Linked DNA regions of Homo sapiens: region 1 is linked to region 2. Evidence: chromatin contacts called from ENCODE Hi-C or POLR2A ChIA-PET data. All regions are on one chromosome and are shown on one strand. Each heading gives the region's core, a stretch centred on a gene start or an enhancer-like site at or near the end of the contact. The rest is flanking DNA. Distances are from core to core; before and after follow the strand shown.

Region 1 (3,512 bases), core at 398-2,897, 270 kb before region 2:
ATTTCACAGCAGGCTTTGTCTCCAGAGTCCAGATTTTTAACAAACATGCTCTACTGCCTCTCAGATGCTCAATCCCCTGAATCCACAGCTACTATGCTGCCCACACTTTGTTTGATTCCTTTTACTTGGATCTTTTTGAAGTGTTTTTTTTTTTTTGGCTTGTGTTGTTGTTGTTTTTTTTGAGACGGACTCTCGCTGTCACCCAGGCTGGAGTGCAGTGGCGCGATCTCAGCTCACTGCAGGCTGCGCCCCCCAGGGGTTCACGCCATTCTCCTGCCTCAGCCTCCCGAGTAGCTGGGACTACAGGTGCCTGCCACCTCGCCCGGCTAATTTTTTTTGTATTTTTAGTAGAGACGGGGTTTCACTGTGTCAGCCAGGATGGTCTCGATCTCCTGACCTTGTGATCCACCCGCCTTGGCCTCCCAAAGTGCTGGGATTACAGGTGTGAGCCACCGCGCCCGGCCTGTTGTTGTTTTTGACAGGATCTTGCTCTGTCACTCAGGCTGGAGTGCAGTGGCACGATCATGGCTCACTGCAGTCTTAACCTCCCTGGCTCAAGCAGTCCTCACACTTTGGCCTCCCAAAGTGCTGGGATTATAGGTGTGAGCCACCCCGCATGGCCAATATTACCTGGATCTTTACTGTCAACATGTCATATATTTCAGGCTTCCAATATTCCACTTCAGGAGTGGGTGCCAATACTCACGCTATAATGCATCCCCCAAATTTTATAAGTTTGAAGCTCTAATGTGAATCATGAATTTTTCCATTTTAAATCTGCTTAAAATGCTGGATACTCATACTATGCATTACATACATTAACATACATTTAAGAGAGAAAATACAGCTTTTTTAAGATACAAGGAATTTTTGGCAGCAAAATTTACACCCATTGTCTTATCTATTTAAATATTTTGGAGCAACCGTGTGACAATTTTCATACAAAAAGTGTTTAAAGAGAACTGGGAGGAGGGGGGACACATACACACATTAACAAAGTAAATAATACAAAAAAATATTTTGGGGGAAAAATTGATTTGAGGAAACTTTTGCTTTCCTAATCCTTCTCATTTGAGGCAGAAAAATCACAAAGTCATTCGTAGGTTTCATTTTTCACCCTAATTACTATTCCTAGCTATTAAAAAAATCCAAGTGGTAAAAATTAACAGCTATGAAGTACCCTATAAACATTTCCACTGACCTATTAGTCTACCATCTGTTAAATTATTAAACTGTACATAAGATTAGACATGAAAATGCTGTCTAAACAGATACTAGATGGCTGGGTAGCCTATGGTAAGTACTTTACTGATCTAAGCTTCAGCTTTGCTTCCCCCAAAATTCTTAATAGCATGACCAGTTATCAACCCTCAGAAGTACCAATATCCACATGCACAGCCACATAACCTCAGTATAAGCTTGGGTGGGAGAAAACTGTAAATTACCTTGCTGGTTCCATTGAAACTGAACACGTACACTTATCAAAACAACCCTGCGGAGAATGGGTGGGGGTGGGGGGGGCGTCAGGGTATGACGGATGTTGCTGATGGGAATGTGCTAGAGGCACAAGACCAGCACTGCCACACTCCTCTGTGGAACTGAAACCAGAACAAAGGCTCTGCTCCCCTCACCTCCGCACCCCCTCGTCCTAATCTCTGTCCGTCACCGCCCCCACTCCACCGACCAATCCCTGTCCCTGAATTGCCTTGTGGTTCCAGCCTCCCACCCCCACTGACACCTCCTCTGTATGAACGTGCTTTTGTGACACCCGCTCATACTAAGCTTTTTTTTTAGACAGTGTCTCGTCCTGTCACCCAGGCTGGATTGCAGTGGCACAAACACAGCTCACTGCAACCTCAACTTCCTTGGCTCAAGCAATCCTCCTGCCTCAGCCTCCTGTGTAGCTGGGACCACAGGCGTACACCACCACATCTGGTGAATTTTTTTATTTTTGTAGAGGTAGAATCTCACTTTGTTGCCCAGGCTGGTCTCAAACTCCTGGGCTCAAGCAATCCTCCTGCCTCAGCCTCCCAAACTGCTGGGATTACATGTGAGAGCCATCATGCCCAGCCAATACTAAGCTTTAATGTCCCTTTCCTAGCTTTTCCTGGTATCATCCCACCCCCAAGATTAGAACTGCCTACACCTATCTTTGGGCTCTTTCTCAACTGATACACCAACTTCTATCCATGACCTCTACAAATTTGAGCATGTCTCTCTCTTCCAATAGACTGTAAGCTCCTTAAGAGTACAGACAGTCTTATTCTTTTCTTCATCAACTTCTGATAAATAGTAGGCATTTAGCTATTTATTAAAGAATTACATAGGCTGGGCGTGGTTGCTCACACCTGTAATCCCAGCACTTTGGGAGGCTGAGGCAGGTGGATCACCTGAGGTCAGGAGTTCGCAACCAACCTGACCAACATGGAGAAACACCGTCTCTACTAAAAATACAAAATCAGCCGAGCATGGTGGTGCATGCCTGTAATCCCAGTTACTCGGGAGGCTGAGAAAGGAGAATCACTTGAACCTGGGAGGCGGATGTTGCAGTGAGCTAAGATCGCGCCATTGCACTCCAGCCTGGGCAACAAGAGCGAAACTCCACCTCAAAAAAAAAAAAAAAAAGAATTATAGCTTGGCACACAGATGCTGTGATAGCCGGAGGAGTTGCCTTGCTTTTTTAAGGTAGAAGTATACTGGTTTTTCTGCAACCACAAAAAAAAAGGCTATAAGCCAGAAAAGGTCATAGTGAAACTGATACTTCACCAACTGTGCTGGTGTTCGTGCAGACTGGTATAAACCCTTTGGGAAAACTATTTGCAAATTCAACAATAGCCATAAAAATGCTCATACCTTCTGAGCTAGCAAAGTATCCTAAATATGAGGCTATTCTATGCACAAAGTTTTTACTTACATTATTTCTAAAAGCAAAATCTTGGGAAACAACTCAAAATCAACAACCAGCAGCTCTCAGTGCTGCTCTGCCTGTGGAGTAGCCAGTTTCTTTTCTTCTCTAATAAACTTGCTTTCACTTACTAAAACAACAGCACATAAACTGTGACACAAAACTTGACGGAATCTTACACATCTTTAAAAGTGAAAACTATGCAACCTTATCACCATACACCTTATGTATAATATTTAGCATAGACTATCACATTTTTAACAACATGAAAAAAGTTCTGCTATATCTTGACAACTATTGCTAAGGAATAAGAACATGTATCAGGCTAAAACAGACTTGAGGCAAATTTACCAACCTGCTTTGCTGTTAGGGAGTAACAGTGATGTGAGATGACCTTTTTTCCTTCTGTTTTACCAATGTTCTTTACAACAGTAATGATTTATTTTTTTGAGACAGGGTCTTACTATGTTGCCCAGGCTGGTCTCAAATTCCTGAGCTCAAGAGATCTTCATGCCTTAGCTCCCAAGCAGCTGGGACTACAGGCATGCATCATGGTGTCTGACTGAGTGAGGGTTTAAAAGAATGCAATTCTATAGCAAAAAGTTGA
Region 2 (3,334 bases), core at 10-2,509:
TGTTGTTTTTTGAGAGGGAGTCTCGCGCTGTCGCCCAGACTGGAGTGCAGTGGCAAGATCTTGGCTCACTGCAAGCTCCGCCTCCCAGGTTCAAGCCATTCTCCTGCCTCAGCCTCCCGAGTAGCTGGGACTACAGGCGCCCGCCACCACGCCCGGCTAATTTTTTGTATTTTTAGTAGAGACAGGGTTTCACCGTGTTAGCCAGGTTGTGTTTTTGTTTTTTTTTTTTTTTTTCAGACGGAGTTTCGTTCTTGTTGCCCAGGCTGGAGTTTAGTGACTGTTGGAGTGAGTGAGCCATCTTGGCCCACGGCAACCTTCGCCTCCCAGGTCAAAGGCTTTTCCTGCCTCAGCGTCCTGAGTAGCTGAGGCTACAGGCATGGGCAACCACGCCTGGCTAATTTTAGTATTGTTAGTAGAGACGGGGTTTCACCATGTTGGCCAGGCTGCTCTAGTACTCCTAGGCTCAAGCGATCCGCCCACCTCGGCCTCCCAAAGTGCTGAGATTACAGAAGTAAGCCACCTTGCCCAGCTCCTTTGTATAAATAAATGATATTGATTTTCTTCTTGCAGCTCAGGAATTAGATCTGTTATTAGAATTTGCTTAAATTTAAGAAATGGCTGGGTACTGTGGCTCACCGCTGTAATCCCAGCACTTCGGGTTGCCGAGGCAGGCGGATTGCTTGCGTCCAAGAGTTCGAGGCCAGCCTCGGCAACACAGTGAGACCCGCCCGCTCTCTGCACCACTCCTTCCCCCCCTCCTTTCCCCGTCTCTACAAAAAATACAAAAATAAATAAATTAGTCCGGCATGGTGGTGACTGCCTGTGGTCCAGCTACGCAGGAGGCTGAGGTGGGAGGATCGCTTGAACCCCGGTGGTCGAGGCTGCAGGGAGCCATGATCGCGCGCGCCACTGAACACCAGCCTGGGCGACAAAGCAAGACCTTGTCCCAAAATAGATTAAATAAATAAATAAATAAATTTAAGGAAAAAGCAACTTGATTCGAAGATAAATAGTGATAGTGCAAGTGGTGCCGAACTAACGATAAATTTGGAAAACAGCGGCCCACGCGCAGAGCCCGTCCCAATTCTGGCAGCCTTTGGATTTGGCTTCCACGTTTTCCAGATTTCCCTCGGCCTCTAGCTCGCTTGCGTCAGAGGGGCCCCGAGGGGCGGCCCACCCGCTAGCCCCGCCCCCAACCGCTCACCGCCCCGCGAGCCCCGCCCCCTCGGCCTCCTCCTCATCGGCCGCCGTTGCGCGGCGCAGAGCGGCAGCAAGATGGCGGCGCAACAGCGGGACTGCGGGGGTGCTGCGCAGCTGGCGGGGCCGGCGGCGGAGGCTGACCCCCTAGGACGCTTCACGTGTCCCGTGTGCTTAGAGGTGTACGAGAAGCCGGTACAGGTGCCCTGCGGACACGTGTAAGCGGCGAGCCCGGGCCTGGTCGGGGGGCGCTTAACTGGGAAGGGAATGGAGCCGAGGAGCGAGATGGGTCTCAGGGCGGGAGCCAGAGGACCCACCCAGAGGGGCCTCCCGGGGGTGTCCCCCGGGGCTCCTAAGGGCCGTGAAAGCTGCCGGGGCGCTCTTCTGTCCCGCCCCGCTCACTCCTAAGTATCCCGTTCCTCCGCCCGTCTTAGCGGGGCAGCTGCTGTCTGTTGAGCGCCTGCGATGTTCCAGGCGGCCTGTCAGTCTCCTTCCCACACGTGATAGTGGACTCGTGCCCTGCGGGGACTTTAGGCTCCGAAGTCCGCCCTTGGAGAGCCGACGTTTCCTTTCTAGTCCACGTCGCTCTTAAAGCATAGGACATTTGGCGTCGTGTCTAGCTGTGGCGAGTTATTCTACTGTGCACTAAAGTCGGGAGAAACGCTGAACTAGACTAAAACAACAAAAGGGAAGTCTTTATGGGGATCTGGCCAGTTTGCCCTTAGCTGTGAAAGGGGGGTGGGAGTTGGCAGATGGGATTGTTAGCATTCTACTTCCTGTGTAGGAGGTTTGTTTCTTTCAGTTTTCAATTAAGCCTTCATGACCTGAATATTGTGAATAGAGTGGTTATAATGATTAAAGCAGATATGTGTATAAATGTCCAGTCCAGGTCCTGGGCTGTGGCCGGGGCTTTCGAGGTTGGTCAGGTTGGTCGATTTGAATCTAAGCCTTGTTCCATCAGACGCACAAACACATCTGAGTTGAAAGAATTGTAGACAACGTGGCCACCTGCTTCTTGCCTCAGAATTGGCTTTTCCTCTGGCCCCTCTCAGTGCTTATCGTGGGATCACCTTGGCATTGGTCTTGGCAGCGGGCACAGTAGCCATTGCACTCCATGGGCATTATTCTATAGCCACCCTGCAGCGGGGGAGGGTTGGCAGCCATTTTACAGGTGAATACACTGAGGGTCCGAGGCTCTCTTAGGGAAGGGTCACCGTGGCCTAGCTCTTCCCAGATGTACTGCAGGTGACCATTTCAGTAGTCCAGAGAACAGTGCTTGGCACCTAGCTGGCTGCTTTTTGCTTCATCATGTTGCTTTAGGCTATTCATCTTTGCAATTCGGTTAGCCTGGAACTCTTCCCCCCACCCCTCCCTTTTCAGGCTTCAAGTCCCAGGTTAAGTTACCTCACCAAATACCATCCCCATCTAAATTACTTCCCCCACTTCCTTTCTGGGACTTAACTTCCTTCTCCTTGCTTGCACAGAGCAAAACTTAACAGCTCATGACGGAGTGGCCATATCTTTATTGCCCCTGAACTGACTGGAATGGCCTCTGTGTGCCAGATTTTGGGGTAGACTCTGCCTTCAGAGTTTACAGTCCAGTGAATTGATTATAAATAAGTACCAATGACTGGTCAAACTATTGTAAAAATTCATTCTGCAAGTGGGAGGGTATTTCAGGGATCACACCTCTGTGCGTGGGGTGAGTGATCAGGTAATGGTTGAATGAACTAATAAGTCGTGTAAGCAAGCTTCACGAGAGTTGAAGTGGTCTTTAGCTTTTTCATTGAATCCACTTATCCTTGGATCAGATTTACCTGATTTTGGATTAATTCAGTGGATTTCATTTACTATTAACATTTGTAAAAAGGCTAGACCCAGCACAGTTTGCTAAATGAAGAGCAGCAAAATTTGAGATTTTCTTGAGCTTGGTGAACCTTTCCTAGGTCAGAGGGCAAGGAACAGTACTGGTTTTCAAACCTTGGCTCTTCTCTATCCTCGCTGTCCTAGCCCCACGTGATCAGCAGTTCAGTGCAAATTGAAGACAGATGGAAGCACCTCTGTGAGGGCAGCCCAAATCCCCGCTAGCTCCAACCGACTGCTTTCTCCTGTGCCTAGTTGATTTTTACCTTTTGTG

Evidence for each region. A loop is a pair of places that touch in the nucleus more often than their neighbours do. ChIA-PET counts read pairs that join two places held with the same protein, here RNA polymerase II (POLR2A). Pooled maps may share reads with other maps.
Region 1: a loop to region 2 is called in a map with no recorded cell type, with 4 times the contacts of the local background. The contact joins the enhancer-like site here to the promoter of RNF114 in region 2. A Hi-C loop is called at or near these places in 2 of 37 single-sample maps with no recorded cell type and 4 of 50 pooled maps. POLR2A ChIA-PET finds 5 or more read pairs at or near these places in 2 of 52 experiments (GM10248 and endothelial cell of umbilical vein).

The regions. Positions count from the first base shown.
Region 1 is chr20:49,667,089-49,670,600 of GRCh38, forward strand. All of the region lies in intron 1 of B4GALT5 (beta-1,4-galactosyltransferase 5), which reads right to left. Among named protein-coding and RNA genes, the nearest start is that of B4GALT5, 45 kb to the right of the region's middle. Within about 2 kb of position 1,648, at least 10 of the 41 ENCODE cell types and tissues checked have a DNase peak (open chromatin) inside an H3K27ac peak, as active enhancers do.
Region 2 is chr20:49,935,138-49,938,471 of GRCh38, forward strand. It overlaps RNF114 (ring finger protein 114), which reads left to right and starts at 1,260. Exons shown (of 6, transcript NM_018683.4): 1 at 1,260-1,415. The coding sequence starts at 1,276. RefSeq lists silencers at 461-540, 1,107-1,296, 1,755-2,049, 2,335-2,629 and an enhancer at 909-1,514.